4 separate regions of the Mus musculus genome follow, and regions 1, 2 and 4 are each linked to region 3. Evidence: chromatin loops called from intact Hi-C (ENCODE). Cell type or tissue: left cerebral cortex. All regions are shown on one strand.

Region 1 (2,500 bases), 200 kb before region 3:
ATGGTGTTTCATCGCAGAAATAGAAGCCCTGACTAAGGCATCATATTTCTCTCTCCAAATACTAAATCTTCCAAAAACAAAACTGAAGCCATCCACCATCCATTTAATAGTGACAGAAAATTCTGACGTTAGACCAAGAGCATATTCATTGGTCTGTTCCAAGGCACATGTTTTCGAATATCCGTACAACAAACGGAGAATACAGATTTCCCTTAACAACTTTCATTTTAAATGAAAGCCTCTTGAGATGTTTTAGCTGCTAACATTTCGCCTGAAACAATCAGTGTCTCCCAACTTCCCCTGGAAGTAACAGGTTTCCAAAAAGAGAATGAGCAAAAAGTGTCAATATTCACAGTCGGCAAAGAAAATTAGATCGGTACACCACAAGTAAACACAAGGAAGGGGCTCACTCCACAAACAAAACTTTCTGACTTTACTTTGGAAAAGTTACACTGACTCAAACTGCAAGACACTCTTCGTCCCTCCTGAAAACTGTGGCATCCACACGCTCCTGACACTAACAGGGGACTCCGGAGGTCGCCCACAACCACCGGCTTCGGATTCAGGATACGCGCATCAGTGCCGCACCCTGTTCTGACCCCCAGATAAAAACCCTCGGGGCCGAGCTCACCAGCCTGGGACGTGAGAACACAGCTCCACAAGCTCTTGGTCTGGAGAGCGCTCAGGTGAGGCTGCCTCGTCGCCTAGCAACGGTGAAGCTGCCCGTTCTTCCGCAAGCGTCAATTCCTCCCGCCTCTGAGAGAGTTTTTAAAAGGTTTTGTTTCCGGGTCGAGCGGGCTTTAAGCAACGGAAGGTCTCTTAGCCGCCCTTGTTTAGTCTTGGGGGAGGATAGATTCTCGGTGGAGCGACGTGTGCTGTCGCTCAGGGGTCGTTTCTCCTCCCTCGAGTTAACGCCTCCTCTCCTGCCAATTGCTGAGCGCCATCAGGCAGGCGCCTCACTCAAAGCACCAACCCTCTGCTCACAGACGCGCTCCAATCACCGAGGCTCAGCCCCGGGACTACTTTGCAGCGAGGCGCGTAGGAAGAAGGGGTTTGGGGGAATTGTAGTTTAGCACTGTCAGGAATGCACGAAGGTGGGCGCCAGAGGTCGCCGGAAGAACTACACTTCCCAGAAAGGGCCGTGTCTCCAGCCGAACCTTTGCGGGCCAGCCCCGCGTTCTCTCCCAGAGTCTGTTCCGCTGTAGAGGTGACCTGACTGCTGGAGACTGCCTTTTGCAGGTGCAGAGATCGGCCTTGCAGTTTGCAATAATGGTGAGTGTGGGCTCCTGGAACCTGCAGCAGCTCCGGCCTCTCGGCCTCCTCCTGCGCTTGATGCGCTTTTAAAAAGCAGTAATGCCGGGAGCTGTCCTCCGCGCGGTTTGCAAAATCTGACTCATTCTCACGACTGTCGCAGTAACCCAGATACTGGAAAGGGGTTCGCAAGGACTCTAGAGAAATCACTGTCCTTGGAAAGTCGGGTCTCAGTCCTTGCGCAGGAGGGACAAAATTTTCTCCGAAGGACCTTAAAGGATTTGTTGTGGGGGATGAGAATTATGGGAGGGGAAGAATTAGGTCCTAACACTATTTTGCCTCTTAAGCTCTTGGAAAGAATAGGCCTCTGATGTTGATTTACCGGTAGTGCTCCAGGTTATGATCCCAGTTTTCAGGAGACATGTTTCCACCATATTTGATTTAAAAGAAAACAAATGTTACTGAAAACCTATTCTTGATCTCCGTTTGTAATGACAGGACTAGCATCGCTAGTCAAACAGTGCCGATATTCTTTACTACTCTGTCATAAATTCTGAAGGCCTCCTTGCAGATGTAACGTAACCATCTTGTTGAAGCTCTAGATCTATCTTGTCCTCAGCGGGCGGAGGGGGGTGACGTGAAAGAGAGCTCTGACGTAGGACTAATCTTCATGCTGTTTGAAGGTGACATTTGCCACCAGACTGGAAATTGCTAAGTACTTTGAAATTTACATTTTAAAAATACGTGTTGTCCTTTAATATCAAGATGGGAAATGTGAGATGAATTGAAAATTTTTGGATGAATTGGAAATTTCACAGAACCCAAGGAGACATGTTTTCAAACAAGGACAAAAACTCCCTCAATCTCTATAAGAAACCCTAAGGGAATAATTACTAATTTCCAGTCATTGTTGCCTAGTTATTTTGACACATAAGTAGTTATTTAAATTATGGCTTAAGCAGTCTCTGTCTTAATAATTTTAGTAATAAAGTGGCACTAGTTATCCAAGAACTTCAGACTTTAGGCTGTTAGGCCTATATGAAAACCTTTTTACAATCATCTTATCCAAAACCCCACTTTAAATACTAAAATTTAATTTGTTGAGACTCAGAATGCGAGTTGCTCAAGGTCATAAGGCTTGCACCTAGGGTCTCTTGTTCTTCCCATTTACCAGGATTGTATTATGTGTTTGGCAAATCACTTCATAATCCCCTTTAGGAAATAAGTCCACAGAATCAGCATGTAACAT
Region 2 (2,500 bases), 200 kb before region 3:
CATATTTTATTAAAGTTGGCTTATTTAGGTATTAAATTTAATGTATCTAGTGATAAGGAAAAAGTAGGAAAGAAATCTAGGTATCAAAGAGAATTTTTCTCCATAGATTTCTGAGGTTTTATCTTTTGGTTATATTTTTCTACTCCTATCCTGGGTATGTTTTTGAGGAAGAAATCCAAGTAAAATCTCCTATCATCAGATTTTATGGCAATACTCAGTGAATTTTCTGTTTTGACCTCTGGGAACCACGTTCCTGACTTTTGTCAGTTTCAGGCTGTTCGTCTTTCCATCTCAGCCGGATGAGTCACTAGGAGAGACAGTTCTAAATAAAAAGAGATTAAATGTTTCTACATCAGTCCATTTAGTGGGCCATTTCTTCATGCAGAGAGGGACTGGGGTAGCCCAGAGTCCTACCAGTACTCAGCACTCTCAAGGAAGAGAACAATTTATTTTGGTTCTTTTTTTTTTTTTAATTCTCTAGGCTTAATTTAAATTTTTTTTCCATTACTCAGCGCTCATTTTGAATACAGTTGTTATTTTAGTCTGTGTCTTATTTAATTTAGTCTCTTAGCCTGTACAGCTGCTTCTTCCTGTTATATAACTATTGCATTTTCCCCTTATAGTTCCTCTTCCTTTTTAAAAAGTTAGTTTTCTCTTGGAATCAGACTGTCAGGTATTGCCATTGTGATTTAGTACAGTATTCAATACTAAAATTTATTATATTACAAATATTAGTAATTTTCTCACCTTTTTCCTCCTTGACAAAAAAACCTAAAGGCTTAGACCAACGATGTGGCTCAGTGGGTAAAAGGAGCTTGCTGCCAAGTCTAACAACCTGAATTCAATCCCCAAGACCCACATTATGGAAGGAAAAAACAACTCCCACAAGTTGTGACAAGCTGTGTCACATGCCACACACCATACACTTTAAATAAATTCAATTTTAAAAATAAAGTCTTAAGGCTGACTCAGTGGTTAAGAGCACTGACTGCTCTTCCAGAGGTCCTGAGTTGAATTTCTAGTAACCACATGGTGGTTCATGGCCATCTATAATGGGATCCGATGCCCTCTTCTGGTGTGTCTGAAGACAGTGACAATGTACTCAAATACATAAAATGAATAAATTAATCTTTTTTAAAAATAAAGGCGTAACACTGGGGATAACAGTGCACACCTTTAATGTCAGCACTCAGCGGGCAGAGACTGGTAAATCTCTGAGTTTATGTACAGGGTTGTTTTGCTCTTGCACAGTTAAGTCAAAGCAGGATTGTTTTAGTCCACCTTTTTGGCTCACAGTGAGAGGAAATTGTTAGTCACTGCTACTTCTCTTCCTGGTGTGCCGGACTCCAGTGAGGTGGGGACTCAGGGATTTGCATGATAGGGTTCTGTGAGACTCTTCCAACCTGAACCTGCCAGGGTTTATATCACGTAAAACAGATACGACATTGTGGCAAAATGTCTCCCAAAGATGGACACGGTTACATACATAAATCCAGTTCTGCATTTTTTAGCTATGCTCCCATTTAGTAAGAGTTAAAGATCGCTTCATAAGCATGCCACCAAAGGACACACTTCATAAGTTGCTTAGTTCATTTGTACATGCTGTCTTTACTAAAACCAACCCTGTTCTTTTTCTAAGCAAGTCAAGAAGGGACTTTACGATGTCATGTTCACTTTTAATGCATGCATTGCCTTATTAAGGTAACATGTTAATAAACTGTGGGTCTTTTTCATTACAGTCTGAACCAATCAGAGTCCTTGTGACTGGAGCAGCTGGTCAAATTGCATATTCACTGTTGTACAGTATTGGAAATGGATCTGTCTTTGGGAAAGACCAGGTAGGGGCACGTCTATAAACCTTGGCACTATAGTAGTAAAATGTTCTTAATAAGGTTCTGTATTTAGTTGCAAATAGTGGAGGAATAGGCAGCCCCATAAATGCAATGAGTCCTTTGCTGTAAGTAGAGGCTAGGAAGATGTTTATAGGCCACCCTGTGGGCACTGAAAACCACCTGCAATCAGGTCTTCCACCTGGTGCATTTCTGTAGCTTTGTGTGACTGGCTAGCAGGCAACAATCAGTGTGTCACTCACTAATGAGAGTAACTCTTGGGGAGGGGCCTTTGAAAAGGTTGTAGAATCTGTCCTTTGTTTCTAATCTTGGTGTTTTGAGCCCAAATAATCAGATGTGAAATCTACACCACAGGAAACAGGCACCCGTAATTCTAACAATGCTAAAATATGTATGCTAAAATCCTTTTCTAAAGTCTTTGTTAATTTTTTTCTCTCGACCTACAGATAATTGAACTTTCTCTTCATGTCAGATATCGTAGTCATCTATTGTTAGCTATTTATAAAGAGAAATCATACCTGCAGCTACTAAGCAAGCTATGGCATCTCTCTTCCATAATTATGACTAATTAGTGGGAACTAAATATATACAAACAAAAATAGGGTGGGACTTTGTGTGAGAGAGAATGCAGTAACCACCCCGACCTTCAC
Region 3 (2,500 bases):
CAGCACAAACGTGCCCAGGAGTGGGATTCGAGGCAAGGCGAATAGTGATGGCTCTTTCTGGAGAGCCTTTATTTGGCATTCCCTTCGACGCCCCCAGGCCCTCCTCCTGTTGGTGAGCCACACACATCCCATCCCTTTACTTGATTCTGAAAAGGTTGCCTTAACCCTCCTCAAACCCTAATTGGTGGCAGAGCCTTTGGGTCCTCTTGAGAAGAGCCTGGTGTCCCTGAGGAAGGGGAGTTCAAGGTTTCCTCAACGGGCAAATTCTGGTGGAGTGCAAACACAAGCACACGCTTCGGTTTTCTCACACGCTCGTGGCATCTGCAAACAGCAAGCAGAGACAGACGTGCTTGGCACCGTGCTGCTGCCTGTGCAGCTCCCACGCGTGGGATTCCCGCCTTCGCTTCTGCGCCCGCCTCCCTCGGGCCTCGAACGCCCCGCCCCCTGCCACCTCCGCGTGTCTCATTGGCCAGGTCCTTAGGCAAACTTCGGCTCCGGACTGGCGGCTGTGCCTGTCGCTCTGAGCAGTAGGGACATTTCCGCATTGGGAGGGGGGAAGGAGGGGGAGGGGAGGTGTGTGGCGAAAGTGGGGGCTCCGGTGTCCGGAGGCGGCGGGCTGGAGGGTCAGGGGCTGCGCACGCTGGCGCCAGGCTCCAGGTGTTTGCGTGTGACGGGAGCGGAGGGGAGGTCGCCTCGGCCACGCTCGTGCAGCGTGCGAGACCTGATTCCAGGCCCCCAACTTCTCAGCCCTCGAGGGAATAGGAAGGTGGGTGTCGCTTAAGGGGCGGGCCGGGCTCCGAGCGACCTCCTTGTGGGGTCCTGCTCCGAAAGGCGTGGCCGGGGGCCGACAGTGGGGCGTGGAAGAGTAGGGGGCGGGCGGGCGGGCGGGCGAGGGCGTGTCAGGGAGGGCCAGGCCTCCCGGGGGGTCTGGGCGGCCAGGCCCGGGGGGCAGGGAGGGGGCGAGCCGGGCCCTGGTGTGGAGCGGCTGCGTAGGGGAGGGCGGCCAGTGGAGGCCGCGGGCAGCTGTCTGCCCGAGTGCGGAATTCGCAGCATCTCCGAGTCCCGGCTATTTATGGGCTGGAGAAAAGGTTGCGTTGCCCCTTCGCCGGCCTCCCCGCCTCCCGATCTACACGGGGCGCCAGCAGCTCGCCGCTGGACGGCCGCCGGCGAGGGGCCTCGGGGTGCGGCCGGGGGCCTGCGGCAGTCCTGCCCTAGAGGGCGTGGAGACCGGAGGGCGGTGAAGCGGCTCTAGGTCCGCCTCTCCATTGATGAAATTTAAGTTCGTCTGGTTTTACCTTTTCCGGAGTCTCCAGTCGTCCCCTGTTGGTGTCGGGATCGCTGAGTAGCCTGGAGTTCCCTCCCAAGCTGAGTCGGTCCCACCAAGTTTTCCGTCTTCAGGATTTTTCTTTTTAAAGACTAGTTTTGATTTTTTTTCCCCCCGAATTCTTCTTTAAGTAGTTAAACATCGGAGGAGAAAGAACACTTCGGTTGCAGGGAAGGGAGAGAGACCTTCCTTACAACGTAGATTCTAGAAATTGAAAATTATAAGCCAGATTATTTTAATAAGATCCTAAAATGTCGAGATTTGTACAAGGTAAGACATTTTGCTTTCTGTCTCTTGGCTGCTTCGTCCGATTTTGAATATTGGTAGTCTCTAAGTAAGTGGGTAGTTTGTAACTGGAAGTGTTCATTTGTGATACCGTTTGCCAGACCTTTTTGGTTAAATTGGTATTTAAGCTGCTTTGCGCCACTTATTGGGTTGGCATTTCATATACGTGTTTGTATGCCTCTGCGCCCTGCAGGGGTTATTTCTACCTTCTAAAATCAGTTTTAATAGTATTCTGACATCGTGGATAGTAATTGTAAAAATCAAAACAGGATTTTTGACTGCTGATTAATTCTTGTTCCCTTCTTGCACTCGATGATAAGTTAGTTATCTTTGTGGGACAAGGAAACCCAGAGGGCTAGGGACAGGCAGATGCGTTTGTCAAGACTAGTAGGAAGCTCTCCACTTCTTTTCTGTGTGTACGTGGATTGAGTCTCAGAGTAATTTATTGCGAAATCAGTAGTTTGTAGACACTGGAGGTCATACCAGTCAGAGAAATGACTTTGCTGCAGTGCTCTTAGCTTTTTCTTTTTTAATATAGAAAGATTATGCTTTCTTTAAATTTGAAAATTACCATTCAAATCTGTATATGTGTAAATAATGCATTTAGCAAATACCCCTCAACCAAGCTGTAGTATTGCAATTGGGTGCTGCCTTAAACTTCTGTCACAAAACTGTATAGAGTTTGCCTATAAGAAGCCTTTCCTTCCAGACCCCAGTGTGTGAAAGCTTCAGCCATCTTGCTTAATACATGCAGTAAAGTTTGCAACCGCTTCACGTGATCCTCAGTGACTGTCCATGCACCTTTCCCCTTTCCTTTTAAAGTTATGCTAGGGATGTCCATCATTTGACCCTGGAAATGAAAATGCCATACAGGCTTATGCCCCACTTTAC
Region 4 (2,500 bases), 130 kb after region 3:
TATCCTATCATTACATCTGTTCCAGCCAAACTGCTAGGGAGTCAAATAGTTTTCCAATTAGAGCTCCCATTTATAAAACTCAATGCCCATCAAGACCTGCAGCATAAGTTATCACCTTCTTCTCCATATACCACAAACAGCGTATCATAATATCCCCTGCCCGCTGAACATGTATTAAGACTGACCTGAGTTTGAGAACCCGAAATTAAATCAATTAGAAAACAGAAGTAGCCCAATTTAATTCTTCGAAAGTAAAAGACGTCTCTATAAGGACCAAAAACCAAACTTGGTTAAAAAGGTATTTTAAGAAACACTTTGTAACTCTAATAGGCCAAAATTCTTTAAAAAAAAAAAAAAAAAAGTCACCCTAAGCCATACACGGACAGGCCAAGTAGCTAATTATAATGGTCAGGCAAAAGTTCCCAGACAACCCACAGGGAACAGGGAAGGCCTGTCTTTGTATCCCTGCAGACAGCAGTTAGCAAAACTGAAAGAAATAAAATAATTTAAACTACAATGCAAAACTGCACAATGCCGAGTTCTTCTTTGGTTTAGTATTCTCGGGCGGGGGGGTGGGGGGGCGGTGTTTTTATTCTAGAAGGCTCCAAGAGGGGTTCAGGCCTGGCTGAAAGGAGACAGGGAAAGTTTGGGCTCCGCGTCTACAAGGACTGATGGAAGTTGCTGGTCCCGGATTCCGGAGAGGGGCGAGGGGACTGGGGCGGCACCTGCGGACGCCGGCCGGGGCTGGGGCACAGCTGCCGGCCCGGATCCTGGGAGTGCCGAGAAGGAAGTGGTGGTGGCGGGGAGGATGAAGCTTCGGCTCGGTCACCGGCTCCGAAACTCTGTCAGCTCCAAGCCCCGAGGAGACGGAGGGGGTGGGGTCCCGCCGCCCCGCCGGTCACCGGGTCGGGGGAGGGTGGCCGCGAAGCGCGGGCCCGGCACCTACCTGCGGTCCCGGGCGGCAGCCCCAGACGAGGCCTAGTGCACCGCCGCCTCCATCCCTCCACGTCGCGCCGAGACTGCTGCTCCGCGGCCGCCGCCGCCCTGCGCGCCGGGTCCGAGCCCGGTTCCCGCCTCCGCCCCGCGCCTGCTGGCCGGCGGGCCCGGGAGCACAGGGCCGCCCTCTCGAGCCCAGCGCCGCTCGGGGGCAGAGCGGCCGCGGCGGGCCCCTCACGTCTCGCCCGGGTGTCCTGTCAGCCAGCAGTCTCCCCCGGGTCCGCAGCGCCGCCTCCGCCGCTGCTGCCGCCGCCTCTCCCACATCCCCGGCCTCCAGGGGAGCCGCCGCCGCGCCGCGACCACCGCCCCCGGCGCCTCAGCTCCCCACGCCGCCGCCCGCCTCACGCCACCGGCCCGGCGCGGCTGGGTCCGCGGAGAGCGTGCAGCAGGCCGCCGCCGCCGCCAGGCCGCCGCAGCCCCCAGCCCACAATCCACCGCGGCGTCGCCGGGGCGGGAGGGCCGCGGCCAGACCGGGAGTCGCCGCGCAGCTCCGACAGGGCCTGGCGCGGCCGCCGCAGAGCTAGCGACCCCAGAGCGGGGACGACCCCGCGTGGCTGCCCCGTGCCTCCCCCTGTCGTCCTCGTAAAGGCAGGAGTCGTCTCGGATCTGCGCTCCAGCTCGCACGGTTCCCCCCCCCCGCCCAGGTTGTCCAAAGAAGCCGAGCGTTGCCTTCCGCCTTCCCTGGCGAGCGGGCGGGAGCGGACCCCTCGCCCCCCAGACCAACTGACTCCCGGCCGCTTACACCCACTAAAGCCCTAGCTTCCGCCTGCCCTGACTCCCTCAGCCCCTCATAGTAAACAAACATGGCTCCGTCTCCAAAATTAATGCCTTTCAAAGGTGAAAGGTCAACTCCAGATACCCCACTGGCCTCCAGCACTTAAGGCCTTTTGAGGCTACCCTGTCCCCCCAGTTCCTGGCTTCCAATCACCTGTCACATTTCTCAGGCGCATAAGTCAGTTGTCCCTGCCCTTTAAAAATCTGAAAAACTTGGGTGTGTGTGCTTATTATTAAAATCTATTTGTGATTCCTAACAGCATTTCCAATTAGGCTGAGTTCAGAGAGAATTGTGATCTTACTAGTAAAATTACCATCTGCAAGATAGGGTGTCTTAGACTACAATATGTTTATAAGTCTCCAATCACCTTTGGTTGATTCAGGAGTCTTGAGACTCAGAGCCACCAAGGTCTGGAAAAATAAGAAAAAAAGTCTTAATTACTTGAGGGTCTTTCTTAACTTTATGAAGATTTTATTCCATTTTGGAACTGTTTAGCCTACAAATAAGTTTCATGCATTTCAAAAGTCTGTTTTACAAAGCAAAAGTGAAAATGTAACTCAGTAGTTAACTGGAAAAAGAAACTGATGCAAGTCTTGGTCTTAGTAAGTCATTGAAAATTGCTAACAGCTTTTGTTAATTTACTCACCAAAAAGGTATGGTTGGTCAGGCAGTGGTGGCGCATGCCTTTAATCCTAGCACTTGGGAGGCAGAGGCAGGCAGATTTCTGAG

Evidence for each region. Peaks named below come from ENCODE experiments on the same cell type or tissue, not always from the same donor. Only the 100,000 strongest peaks of a DNase experiment are listed, where the experiment ranks them.
Region 1: it touches region 3 in a loop (3-fold over the local background); 7 of 42 quality-filtered maps call a loop at or near these places.
Region 2: it touches region 3 in a loop (2.4-fold over the local background); 7 of 42 quality-filtered maps call a loop at or near these places.
Region 4: a loop joins it to region 3, with 11 times the contacts of the local background. A loop is called at or near these places in 3 of 42 quality-filtered maps.

Annotation. Positions count from the first base shown.
Region 1 is chr11:21,570,502-21,573,001 of GRCm38, reverse strand. It overlaps Mdh1 (malate dehydrogenase 1, NAD (soluble)), which reads left to right and starts at 1,068. Exons shown (of 9, transcript NM_008618.3): 1 at 1,068-1,272. The coding sequence starts at 1,270. It overlaps Wdpcp (WD repeat containing planar cell polarity effector), which reads right to left and starts at 721. Exons shown (of 18, transcript NM_145425.3): 1 at 632-721. In left cerebral cortex, a CTCF peak has its summit at 1,105; DNase peaks (open chromatin) are centred at 1,000 and 1,874; H3K4me3 peaks cover 2,500 bases; H3K27ac peaks cover 1,784 bases.
Region 2 is chr11:21,565,958-21,568,457 of GRCm38, reverse strand. It overlaps Mdh1 (malate dehydrogenase 1, NAD (soluble)), which reads left to right. Exons shown (of 9, transcript NM_008618.3): 2 at 1,740-1,838. Among named protein-coding and RNA genes, the nearest start is that of Mdh1, 4.7 kb to the left of the region's middle. In left cerebral cortex, a CTCF peak has its summit at 1,098 (motif pointing left); DNase peaks (open chromatin) are centred at 382 and 948; H3K4me3 peaks cover 274 bases; H3K27ac peaks cover 673 bases.
Region 3 is chr11:21,369,281-21,371,780 of GRCm38, reverse strand. Ugp2 (UDP-glucose pyrophosphorylase 2) reads left to right here and starts at 1,152. Exons shown (of 10, transcript NM_139297.6): 1 at 1,152-1,594. The coding sequence starts at 1,576. In left cerebral cortex, CTCF peaks have their summits at 141 and 1,193; DNase peaks (open chromatin) are centred at 769, 1,211, 1,828, 2,487 and 1 more place; H3K4me3 peaks cover 2,500 bases; H3K27ac peaks cover 2,500 bases.
Region 4 is chr11:21,237,818-21,240,317 of GRCm38, reverse strand. Vps54 (VPS54 GARP complex subunit) reads right to left here and starts at 1,286. Exons shown (of 23, transcript NM_139061.5): 1 at 947-1,286. In left cerebral cortex, no CTCF peak of the experiment used is centred here; DNase peaks (open chromatin) are centred at 1,011 and 1,150; H3K4me3 peaks cover 2,144 bases; H3K27ac peaks cover 1,815 bases.